2 separate regions of the Homo sapiens genome follow, and region 2 is linked to region 1. A link is a contact called in ENCODE Hi-C or POLR2A ChIA-PET data. All regions are on one chromosome and are shown on one strand. Each heading gives the region's core, a stretch centred on a gene start or an enhancer-like site at or near the end of the contact. The rest is flanking DNA. Distances are from core to core; before and after follow the strand shown. Region 1 has its middle 56 kb from the start of TRPM1. Region 2 holds the start of LINC02352 (long intergenic non-protein coding RNA 2352).

Region 1 (6,251 bases), core at 1,290-3,789:
TAACAGGAGGGAGGGCCAGAGGGGCCCTAAGTGAGAACCTGGGAGGGCAAGAGGCTCCCAGGACTAGGCACCAGCTGTGGGGAACGGCCTCTCCCAGGAACCCCAGACAGGACCTCCCACAGCACATGCTGATTTGAATCTTAGGTGTGCTTTTCCTAGGTGACTCTGAGCCAGCCTGGGAACTGAGCACCCAGGGCTGCCTTAAAGGACCACTTGAGCCCAAGGAGACTGGGCAGGCCACCACCTCACCCTAACTCCCTGACTGCCCCTCGCATGCAGTGGGAGGCAAGCCCAGACCACACCGGAAGCCTCTGGACACCACTTGCATGCCCTGAGGGCTCAGTGGGGATCTCTGCTTCTTCCAGGGGGCTGCCCATTGTGCACAGAAGGGTGGGGGGAGGCAGCAAGGGAGCTGGCAGAGCGGCAGTAGGTGCAGCCCTTGTGTGGGCTGGGGAGGATACAGCCCCCCAGCTGGCACTTACTGAGCACCCACGACATGCCCACCAGTACCCCAGAGCTGGGAACGGAGCCGCTGAAGCAGTGTGAGCCAGGTGACCACACTCAGAGAGGTTATTTATCTGGGCTAAAAACAGAGCCCTAGGCGGGAACTGCTTCCCATCCATACCCAGCTCACCAGGCTGCAGTCTCCCCGTCCATAAAATGGGGCAGAAGCAGATGTTGAACCAGGTGTTTGCAAGTCTCTGACATCTCATGAACCTGAAAATGCAAATAGAAAAAATAAAAGGCTCTTTAAAAAATAATAACAATAAAGAGTTAAAGCTCGCCTCCATTCCAAAATGGGAAAGATCCATCCTTGGGGCTCAGTGGGGGACAGGCGCATATATCTGCTTTTGTGCGCATGTGTGAGAGTCAGCATTATTTTTAGAGACAGCACATACCCATGTTCTTGTGTAAGTTCACATTCGCAAATGCACTGCTGCATTTGGCAGAAACAAGAGACATGCCACTGGCCGTGCAGCCCGGGCCAGGTGGCTCCACGTGACCTCCTCCTCCCCAGCACAAAGCTGGCCCACACTGTTCTTGCTGATAAGCTCTGAAAAGGAACAGGCTTTTGTTGTTCTTGAATTTGATGTCACCTGTTCACCTGTGCCCAGTGTACTGCTGTATGTTTGGTGCCTTGAAATTGCAATGGGTAGGGTCTGGGAGCAGGGAATTCAGCAAAAGGGGAGGAGGGGAGAATCACTTCGATTTTGGTCCAGACTGAAAAACAGCACCTCCTTTATACCCGCACACGCACAGCCATTCCTACAGGACCTCACACTGCATTACTTCAAGCCCAAGGACGAAGGTGACCTCCTCCCCCTATCTGAGGTGATCCCATGCTGTGGTGGGGTCAAAGGTGTTTGAACCAGAGCGACTCCATTTGAGTGAGGGCTGGGGAAATGGGGCTGGGACTTGCTGGGCTGCATTCTCAGAAAGTTAGGCATTCCTCGTCTCTAGATGTTTACAGTTATGGCAACAAATTAATAATGTTTACTAAACAGACCCAGACTTGGGAGTGTCCAGATATCTGGATATCTGGAGAACAAAGGGATTCCTAATTTTGCTTTAAAGATGATAATATTGATTCCTGCAAAATATAATAATTAAGAAAATAAATCCTTTATCACAAACCCTTGTAGCAGAACACATCTCTCCGTATATATGAGTATCACACCTAGGGTGGACGTGTTCCTCCTTTTACTTTTGGGAACGTCCTACTCTGTCTATGGAGTAGCTGTTCTGCTGTTCTTTCACTACTTTACTCTTTTTTTTTTTTTTTTTTTTGAGATGGAGTCTCACTCTGTCGCCCAGGCTGGAGTGCAGTGGCGCGATCTCAGTTCACTGCAACCTCCACCTCCCGGGTTCAAGCGATTCTCCTGCCTCAGCCTCCCAAGTAGTTGGGACTACAGGCACCTGCCACCACACCCGGATAATTTTTTGTATTTTTAGTAGAGACAGCATTTCACTGTGTTAGCCAGGATGGTCTCAATCTCCTGACCTCGTGATCTGCCCGCTCCGGCCTCCTAAAGTGCTGGGATTACAGGCGTGAGCCACCGAGCCCAGCCTACTTTACTCTCTTAATAAACTTGCTTTTACTTTGCACTGTGGACTCACCCTGAAATCTTTCTTGCACGAGATCCAAGCACCCTTTCTTGGGGTCTGGATCTGGACCCCTGTCCTGTAACAGTGGTGCATGCCAAACTCCTACAAAAACTTGTAGGAGTTAAGAACCTTGATGGCACAGTTTGCCCTAAGGCCTATTTATAAAAGCCCTCACTTAAGAAGTAAAATTATTGGTGGAAGAATGAAAGACAATACCTCTGGCTTTAAGGAAGCCATTCTTAAAGAAGTACTAGGAAACAGCCGTGAAATCACATGAGCATACAGTGGGCTGTTTTCATTCTATCTCGTTGCACACTAGGCCCTTCATTGACGCAGCAGCTCAGTGTCGGTTCCCGGTTTCCTAATCGAAAGCAGCACCCCTCTGCACCGTGTTTGTTGAAACACACCAGCTGCCCTGTGGGAAAAACAAACACAAACTGCACTATGTACGAGTCTTCCAGGGTCATCTCGCCTGGCCCTCTATTTGTACAAGGCAGATCTGACCCTTTGTCCTTGGCTGGCCAGCTCTTCCCAGCTCTGAAGCTCTTCCCTTGGTCTTAGACCAACTGGGGTGCACAGCGTGGAATCCTGAGGCAGTGAGCAAATCCCTGGGGACACTGGGGACCCTTGAGCTCCATCCCTCAGCAGCCTGCTGCTTGGAGGCCCCACTGGCCAAAACAGTCCCTCTTCCAGGAAAGACCTCCAAGTACTCATGCAGGAGAAGAAAAATGAGATTCTGCCTTGCACTTTTATCCCTGTCTACATTTTTTTTGTTGTTGCTAAAAGACACATAAAGTCAAGAGTCAAAGTTCAAGATCCTAAATACGATTAATAATAGGATAGCCCAGCAATTGTACCCATCTGCCTTAGACAAATTCTAGCACATGTGTACAAGGAAATGTGCAAAAATGCTCACATTCACATTCATGCTGTAGAAGACCAGAAACAACAAACAGTTCATTCAAAACAGTATAGGTAAGCTTTTGTTTATTCACATAATGAAATACTACACAGCACTTAAAACAAATGAACCAAGCCACCTGTATCAACATGGATAAACCTCAGAACATACTGCTGGATTAAAAAATAAGCCACTAGCCAGGCGTGGTGGCTCACACTTGTAATCCCAGCACTTTGGGAGGCCAAAGCGGGCAGATTGCTTGAGTCCAGGAGTTTGAGACGAGTCTGGGCAACATGGTGAAGCCCCATCTCTATGAAAAATACAAAAAATTAACCAGGTGTGGTGGAGTGCACCTGTAGTCCCAGGTATTAGGAGGCTGAGGTGGGAGGACTACTTGAGCCCAAGGAGGTCAAGGATGCAGCGAGCTGCACTCTAGCCTGGGCAACAGAGTGAGACCCTATCTCAAAAAAAAAAAAATAAATGTAAGTACACTATTTATAGAAAAATCTAAAACAAGGGAAATCCAAAATAAATACATACATCTCTTCAAAGTGGAGATGGTTAGCTGTATCTATAATGTTGACAAAAATAGTCAAACTCTGTGAAACATTTAAAGACATTTATTCTGAGCCAAATATGAATGATCATGGCCCAAGGCACAGTCTCAAGAGGTCCCGAGAACATGCGCCCAGGCACTGGGTTAGAGCTTGGCTTTATACATTATAGGGAGACGTAAAAGATCAGTCAATACATGTGAGGTATACACTGGTTCGGCCTGGAAATGGGGACATATTGTGGGGAGGGTGGCCCACAGGTCACATAGGTGGATACAAAGGTTTTCTGGTTGGCAATTGGTTGAAAGAGTTATTATCAAAAACCTGGAATCAATAGAAAGAAGTGTCTGGGTTAAGATAAGGAGTTGTGAAGTTCAAAGTTCTTATTATGTAGATGATGTCTCTTAGGTGGCCACCCTTAGAGACAATAGATGGCAAATGTTTCCTGTTCAGGTCTTTAAAAGGTGCTAGACTCTCAGCTAATCTCTTCAGCAGTGGGAGGGCCTAGAAGGGGAAAGCTCTATTATGTTAATAGAACTCTTTACAGCTGCAAATTTTCCCCCACAAAAGATGGCGGGCCATTTCAAAATATGGCAAAGAAACATATTCTGGGGTAAAATATTTTGATTTCCTTTTTTTTTTTTTTTTTTTTTTTTTTGACAGAGGTCTCGCTCTGTCACCCAGCCTGGAGTGCAGTGGTACAATCTCGACTCACTACAACCTCCGCCTCCCAGGTTCAACTGATTCTTGTGCCTCAGCCTCCAGAGTAGCTGGGATTACAGGTGCCCACCACCATGCCTGGCTAATTTTTGTATTTTTAGTAGAGACGGGGTTTCACCATGTTGGCCAGGCTGGTCTTCAACTCCTGATCTCAAGTGATCCACCTGCCTTGGCCTCCCAAAGCGCTGGGATTACAGGTGTGAGCCACTGCACCTGGCCGATTTCCTTCTTTATCTGTCATGTGATGTTATGCCATAGTCAGGTTGGAAAGTAAGTCACATTATATACAGTTAAATGAAACCCAACTGATGAGATTTTATGGTCTGTAAGGCATGACTCCCCAGTCCCTTAGATAGGAATTTGGGCAAGAGAGAAAAAAGGTCAGAGTTTAGTCCTCAGTAATGTTCATTCTCTCTCTCTCTCCCCCTCCCTTTCTCCCTTCTTCCTTCCCTCCTTTTAAGAGAGAAAAATATATATAAGTACACATGTAAAGTCACAACATCTGTAAAACAGAATTGTGGGTCTTCACTTGTCTGTTATATCAGTCTTGTCTATGATTTTGAAATTTAATTTTGAATTAAATGTTTTCACAATTTAAACATGTTTTGATACTTCGCAAGCGAGCCACAGGAAGAGTGAGGGTGAAGCTGAGGAGCACAGCCTCAACGGTTTGTGCCTGCCTAAGGCACAAACAGGTGATAGAGTGGAGCTAAGAAGAACTTCTGCAAACTCCCCTTGGTTATCTGAGCTTCCTTGTCTAACCATGTGTGGTTGGAGCTGCAGGCAGGAGCCTCCTTCACCAAGCTCCCCCACTGCAGTCTCCCACTCTTCAGAGCAACTGAGTAGCAGGCACGCCCCCGGCTCAGGGGACAGCAGCTCTCACCTCTCCCTGGGCCCGAAGCACTAGGACCACGCTTGGCTCCCTTTGAGGCTACAGCACCTCCATTTCCCAGAGAGTGTTGCTGGAACCCAGGGAAGTTTCATGTACGCTCACATAGGCTGTGTTTGGAATCTGCTTGGATGCAGAATTCCACATGGAAATTTGTAACCACCCAAGGGGTTCACCTTGCCTGCTGCTTAAACAGAGCCAATTCATGGAGACAGGGGAATTGCAAAGAGAAAGAATAATTCACACGGATTATTACTCAAATCAATCTCCCTGAGCATTCGGGGAGCAGAGCTTTTATGGATAACTTGGTGGGTGGGGGGAAGCCAGTGAGCCAGGAGTACTGATTGGTCAAGGATGAAATCACAGGGAGTCAGACCTGTCATCCTGTTTTCAGTCAGTTCCTGGGTGGGGGTCACAAGATCAGATGAGCCAGTGTATTGATCTGGGTGGTACCAGCAGATCCATCAAGTGCAGGTTCTGCAAAATATCTCAAGCACTGCTCTTAGGAGCAGTTTAGGGAGGGTCAGAATCTTGTAGCCTCCAGCTGCCTGACTCCTAAACCGTAATTTCTAATCTTGTGGCTAATGTTAGTCCTACAAAGGCAGTCTAGTCCCCCGGCAAGAAGGAGGTCGGCTTTGGGAAAGGGCTGTTATAGTCTTTGTTTAAACTATAAATTATAAACTAAGTTTATCCGAAAGTTAGTTCAGCCTGCGCCCAGGAATGATCAAGGACAGCTTAGAGGTTAGAAGCAAGATGGAGTTGATTAAGTTAGATCTCTTTCACTGTCTTAGTCATAATTTTGCAAAGGCAGTTTCAGATTCAAAACAATTCCTGTCTCACAGAAGGAGGAGACCCAGAAAACCTCCTCTGTTCCCCAGTCCTCATCAGAGGCCTTGAATGTAACACACCCCATGCCACCCTCACCCATCTCTCTATGGCTTCACATCATACAAAGAATAAAACCCAAAATCTGTCTGTGACAAAGGGCTCATTGCTGTCTTGCTAAATTTTTCAATCCATTGAAGACCTGTACTTTCATACAAGGCAATAAAAATGAATTGCCAAAAAATGAAATTTTAAA
Region 2 (6,251 bases), core at 1,672-4,171, 58 kb before region 1:
TGTCTCAATCAATCAATCAATTAATCAATACCTTCATAAAAACATCTAGAATAGTGTCTAATCAAATATCTGAGCGATGTAGCCAGATATTTAAGTTAACACATAAAATGTGCCATCCCTCTTTCTTTCTCAGGTTATGGATCTGAGCTGAGCAGCAGCTCTGCTCCTCCTGGTCCCCCCAAACCCCAGGACCCTTCTCTCCTGCTGCTCGCCTCCCCTTGGGCACTGCCACAGCCAGATTCTAGGCAGCTTGGAGGCCGAGGTACAGAAGAGGCTCCTATCACAGGCCTGCTCTTACTCTGTCACTGAGAACTTGGTCCTGTGGACAAGCCTAACTGTAAAGCAGGCTGGAATTGTAGTTGAGCTCAGCAGCTGCTGCCCAGCCACAGATCTGTTGGGTTGGAAGAAAAGGAACATGGATTGTTTTTTCCCTTTAGTGGAGGTGAGGTCTTGCTATGTTGCCCAGGTTGGCTTGAATTCCTGAGTTCAAGCGATCTTCCTACCTTAGCCTCCCAAAGTGCTAGGATTACAGGCATGAGCAAACCAAGAAGTCTCTACCCAACCTCCCTGTTAAAAAGGAAATGTAAACTAAATCCATGAACTACTTTCTTTTTTTTTGCTTATCAGATTGGCAAAAATTAAAAGTTTGTAATCAGTTGTATGTATCAGACAGGAGGGTTCTTAACCCATAGTAACAACTACAGAAAAAGATCTTATTTTGGAGGGCACTCCGAATCTTGAGGATGCAGGAGGAACAGGCTTGGAAAATGAGCAGGTGTCAAGAGGCCTCCCTAGGTCAATGGCAGAAGCAGGCTTGCTTGGACACTTTGGCCATGGGACATGATGCCACAGCTGGACAGAGTCATGGCCAGGCAATGCCACTAGCACCCCCATTGGACATTCTCTGCCTGTCCCAGGTCTGCAGATGCAGGGCCCTGGGGTTCTCTGCCCAAATGTCACCGTGCCCATTACCAGGGCCATCTGGGCCTGTTGAAGCTTCCCTCTTCCTCACTCTATGACCTGAAGGGGATGGAGGGTCCTTTTCTGGTGGGGTGGGGGTGGGGGTTGGGGAGGTGGAGGTCCAGTATGGAGCTTGAACCGGCAGGCTGGTGTAAGGTCCCCACTCTTTTGGAGGGTTTTACTAATGTCTCTAGGAATCTCAAACACACGGCCAGGCGCGGTGGCTCACGCTTGTAATCCCAGAACTTTGGGAGGCCGAGGCGGGTGGATCACAATGTGAGGAGTTCAAGACCAGCCTGGCCAACACAGTGAAACCCTATCTCTACTTAAAATACAAAAATCAGCTGGGCATAGTGGCAGGCCTGTAATCCCAGATATTTGGGAGGCTGAGGCAGGAGAACCGCTTGAACCCAGGAGGCGGAGGTTGCAGTGAGCTGAGATCGTGCCACTGCACTCCAGCCTGGGCGACAGAGCTAGACTCCATCTCAGAAAAAAAAAGAAAAAAGAAAAATCTCAATGCCACATAGCCAGTAGTTCCTCTTCTAGGAATCTTCCATTGGTTGCAGAAAAGAACATATTCTTAGTGTAAACAGTAATTCATGGAATAATACGCATATAAAAGTGGGAGGCCTCGTTGTTAACCTTATGAGCTCTGGAGTCAGGCTCAAATTCTGACTTCTGTACTTAGTAGCTGTGTGATCCTGGGCAGGCTACTTAACCTCTCTGTGCCTTAGGCGCCTCATCTGAAAAATGCGAGTAATAGTAATAAACTTTACTGAGGTTCGTGGTGATTAAATTAATATTTGCAAAGTGCTCAGAACTAGATCTTGGCATTTGATGAATACTGATTACCCATTAATTCTTTTTATGATATCCTGACCCCGTTTCTTCCATACAAAGCAGGTTAACATGCATCCGTGCATGTTGGTATGTGCCCAGAACTGTACACACGCACCCATTAACAATGGCTGCCTGGAAGTAGGGGTAAGAAGGAAGTGTGAGTATCCATGTCCCTTTGTGATAGATTTATTTGTGAATTACTGTAACTTCCTACATCAGGCACTGACACTTGTGGACAGGTGGGTAGGTAATAGGTAGTAGCTATACACAGGGGTGAACAAGGACCAAGCAGGCAAAGCCCCTGCCCTGGCACAGGGGACTCTTCCAGGTCTAACTCAGGCAGTGTAAGAACGCCCCAAGGGGCCTGGGATGCCCAGGAGCAGGGAAAGGGACTGAGGACCGGCGCTTCCCAGTGCCAGGCCACGGCACTCAGCATTAGCCACCCTGCTCCTGGAGGTTCTGGGGCCAGATGTCCCCCCAAGTACGCACGGTCATTCAGTGAACAAGTGCTCTCATCTGGAAGCGCACACGCCTCCGGCGGGCTGAACTGTGGAGAGGGTCCAGGCTCCACAGCGAACCGCCTCCCAGCAACCGGGCTCGCCCATCGGAGGCAGAGGTCTGGCAGGAAGGGCTGGGAAGGGCGGGGTCGGTGCGGCCTGACCCCTACACCCCTTAGGCCTGGAGGCGGATGTGCACTTCGCCCATTTCAACATTTCCTCCCCGGCTGGCCTCGGCCCAGGAAAGAGGCAGGGGTGCGGTTTCCCTCCGCCTCTCCCTCAGCCCTTCTCTCCCGCACCCCTCCTCCTCCTCCCACCGCTCCTTCCTCTCCTCCTTTCCCGCACCCCTCCTTTCTTTCTCGCTCATCTCTCTGCCCTCCTTGCCCCCTTCTTCTGCCCCTCCCCCTCCGCCTCCCCCTTCCCCTCCGCCTCCCCCTCCCCCTCCCCGGGTCCTCTCCCTCCCGTTCCCCCGCCTTGCCCTCCTCCTCCTCCTCGCGGCCCCCGCCCCGGAAACCTGGCTCGCCCCGGGAGGCTGAGGTGGGGCGCGCGGGGTGGTTCAGGGGCCCATCCTCTCCGCCTCCCGCGCGCCCCGCCCGACGGCTCGCACCTGCTTGGCGGCGGCCGCTGGATTCTCGGCCTCGGGCTGAGGAGGCAGGAGGGAAAGTGGGTCAGCGCGGGGCCGCGGCAGGGCTGCTGTTGTGCTTGGAAAGGGGCCCGGGGTGCCGGAGGCCTCTCCCAGGCGCGGCGGCAGGAGCGCCCGCGCGTGACACTCCAGGCACAAAGGGGCCGGGCCGCCGCCTGCACTGGGGCTCGGGCGTGCGGGGAGAGGCTGTCGGGCGCCGCACGCATGGACTGTGTTCCCCTTCCCGGCCACGGCTCGGGGCGGCGGGGGCCCGGGGCTCTCCTGTCCCCGAGCGATGTCCCCAAGGCCTAACACCGCGAGCCGGAGCTAGCAGGCGCCCACCACGCCCGCTCTTCGTTCGCCCCACCCGGGCTAGGTCTGGGCGGCTCCCTCCTCCGGACGCTGTCCCCGCCGCCCCGCCCTGCCCCCTGGTGTCAGCCACAGGCCTCAGCAGCCTGGCGTCCTCCTCCTGGGAGCATTTTTCTGACACCTCTGGGGGACCCGGTCCCCTGACCCCTACGCTCATGCGGTCTGCCCAGGTCTTGGGGGGGCGTTGGCTCTGTTTCCGGGAAACCTCCGAGGCTGATACCTGGCAGCAGCCCTGCGGAGGACTGCCCAGCCACTCACCTCCCGACCACCGTGCACCCCAGCAGCTCTGGGACGCCGGGCTCTGTGGGTGGGCTGGGTCGGGCTGCAGACATGGGTCACTGTCCTAGAGCAAGGACTGGCTGCGAGAGCAAGGAGGGGACCAGGCCTTTGAGATGTCAGTCCCCAAGCTCCCCTCTGCTGTCCCCTGCACAGGAGCAGAAGGGCATGGCCTGAGGGTCAGGGTGCCTCAGCTGGCTTCCTGCACTGCCGCACACCTTGTCCTGTGCCCCCCGCCCCCCGCGTGCTAGGACCTCACCGTCCTAACATGCCCAGAACTCTGGCTACTGCTGGAGCTGGGCCTCCTTCCTGGAGAGCCTATCCCCTGGGTCACCTGATGAATGTTTCACCCTGTTCCAGAAGCTTTCCAAATCTCTCGCCAGAATGCCTCTCCAGCCCTTGGCTCCTGTTGCACAATCTGCATCCTTCTGTGCCCACGCCTGGTGCAGGCCTCTTCTCAGGCTCTGGGAGGCTGGCCTCTGTGAACGCTGGGCTGAGCCAGCTTCTGACCCAGGAGGGGCCCAGGGCTGCAACATTCTCACCCTGCTCCAGGTTTGAGAAGGTATTTCCATGGGAAGCTTGTGTCAAATGCGTACCCTTCCTGTGTGTCCTCACGTGTGTGCAGCAGTAACTGCACAAGGCTATAGTCGGCACTGCTGAGCCTGGGGTAGCCCCTGAGCTTGTCTGAACCCAGCTGAGTGGAGCTCGATTGACAGGCAAGTGTTTGGTGTCCCCCTGGCTTGTAGAAGGGCCGATGTTAGCTCCTGAGACCACCATGTGTCTACTGCGAAAGGACAGCTGGACACCTGCAAGCCTCCTACAGATAGGGGAAGGAGGGAATGGGGAGAAGGGGAAAATCAGTAAAATACGACCTTTTCCAGCACCTGGGAGAGAAGGTGCTCTTGCACCAAGAGCCAGACACTGCTCTCCTGGGGGAGGGGGCCATCTTTCCCGGCTTCATCCCTCTCCCTGGCCTGGGAGGGAGGAGGAGACCCCCACTGGGCCATTCCAGGCAGGTGCTCAGCCAGTGGGCACCCTGGTCAAGCAAGCCTGGGTGCTCCAAGGTGAAAGGAACCTTAAACCCATTGGACTAGGACCCCAACCTTCTTACCACCCTCATCCAGGGACCCTTGTTTTGAAAACTTCTATATATTAAATAAATGGCAATTAAAACAGAAAAATCTGTGACTTTTTTTTTTTTTTTTTTTTTGAGACTGAGTCTCTCTTTGTTGCCCAGGCTGGAGTGCAGTGGCTCGATCTAGGCTCACTGCAAGCCCTGCCCCCCGGGTTCATGCCATTCTCCTGCCTCAGCCTCTGGAGTAGCTGGGACTACAGGTGCCCGCCACCACGCCCAGCTAATTTTTTGTATTTTTAGTAGAGACGGGGTTTCACCATGTTAGCCAGGATGGTCTCCATCTTCTGACCTCATGATCCATCTGCCTCGGCCTCCCAAAATGCTGAGATTACAGGCGTGAGCCACCGCGCTCGGCCCAGAAAAATCTCTTTTGAGTGTGACCCTCAGAAACTCAGCACCCTCAGGGAATTGGGCAGGGGTCGTGGAGGCCCCTCAGAGAAAGGGAGAACTGCTGGGGGTCCCCATCATACACATCCACGTTACACTTTCCTGCAGGACTGGAATTTTTTTTTTTTTTTAGACAGAGTTTCTCTCTCGTTGCCGAGGCTGGAGTGCAATGGCACGATTTTGGCTCATGGCAACCTCCACCTCCCAGGTTCAAGTGATTCTCCTGCCTCAGCCTCCCGAGTAGCTGGGTTTTCAGGCATTCGCCACCACACCGGCTAATTTTGTATTTTTAGTAGAGACAGGGTTTCTCCATGTTGGTCAGGCTGGTCTTGAACTCCTGACCTCAGGTGATCTGCCCGCTTTGGCCTCCCAAAATGCTGGGATTACAGGCGTGAGCCACCGCGCCTGGCCTAGGACTGGATTTGAGCTAAAGCAAGGAGTGCCAATTCCTGCCCTTGATGACACATGGGCCTCACCAAGCTCTGCCCACTAGCTCTAAGCCTCTAGGATTTCAGACAAATCCTCAAATATAAACACAGAGCCCTATGGATCCTCTCAAAAAAAGCAAGGCGGGGGCCCTGCCAGTTTGGTTATGAGAAAGATTTCATTAGCTTTGTTGTATTTGGCTTTTGTGTCAGGGGCCCAGTTATCACCTTCTGGAATCTCCCTTCCTCCTTGTAAACTCCAGCTGAGTTTTAAGGCTCAGAAGTTTTCAGGCAAAGCAACATTGGATATTAAGACCTGGAAGTTGGTTTTGTTCTTTTTTTGATCAACTAGCCCTTCTTTTATGTCTGTTCGTGGCCAGACGTAGTCTGCGGCTTCACGTAGTAACATCTGATTAAATGATGCACAGCCTATCCTGGGGCCATAGACAGATAATTGCAGGGCTTAATTTTTTCATTTGATGAATAATGAAAGCTTTGCTCATTTTGTATGTGTGGGAAAGAGACAACTTTAATATATTTGAACTTGCAAATGGCTTTTTAGTATTGCTGTCCTGACACACTATAACACAGCCCTGATTGGTTATCTACGAACCTTTCAAAACAGAACAGGCGTTTGGTGCCAAACAGGGCAGGGTGTGGAAAGGAGGGATTCCCTGCCTGTCCTTTTATGTAATGTAATGCACATACATGGCAGAACAAATATTTCTTCCCTAAACACT

Evidence for each region. A loop is a pair of places that touch in the nucleus more often than their neighbours do. ChIA-PET counts read pairs that join two places held with the same protein, here RNA polymerase II (POLR2A).
Region 2: a loop to region 1 is called in a map of CD4-positive, alpha-beta T cell, with 4 times the contacts of the local background. The contact joins the promoter of LINC02352 here to the enhancer-like site in region 1. A Hi-C loop is called at or near these places in 2 of 168 maps with a recorded cell type or tissue (CD4-positive, alpha-beta T cell and dorsolateral prefrontal cortex). POLR2A ChIA-PET finds 5 or more read pairs at or near these places in 9 of 52 experiments (GM10248, GM12878, HepG2 and 6 more).

What each region holds. Positions count from the first base shown.
Region 1 is chr15:31,154,164-31,160,414 of GRCh38, reverse strand. It overlaps a transcript of TRPM1 not described here. Among named protein-coding and RNA genes, the nearest start is that of TRPM1, 56 kb to the right of the region's middle. RefSeq lists an enhancer at 826-1,472. Within about 2 kb of position 2,539, at least 2 of the 41 ENCODE cell types and tissues checked have a DNase peak (open chromatin) inside an H3K27ac peak, as active enhancers do.
Region 2 is chr15:31,212,691-31,218,941 of GRCh38, reverse strand. LINC02352 (long intergenic non-protein coding RNA 2352) reads right to left here and starts at 2,921. Exons shown (of 2, transcript NR_135834.1): 1 at 2,905-2,921. It overlaps LOC124903454 (a long non-coding RNA gene), which reads right to left and starts at 2,628. Exons shown (of 2, transcript XR_007064556.1): 1 at 1,813-2,628.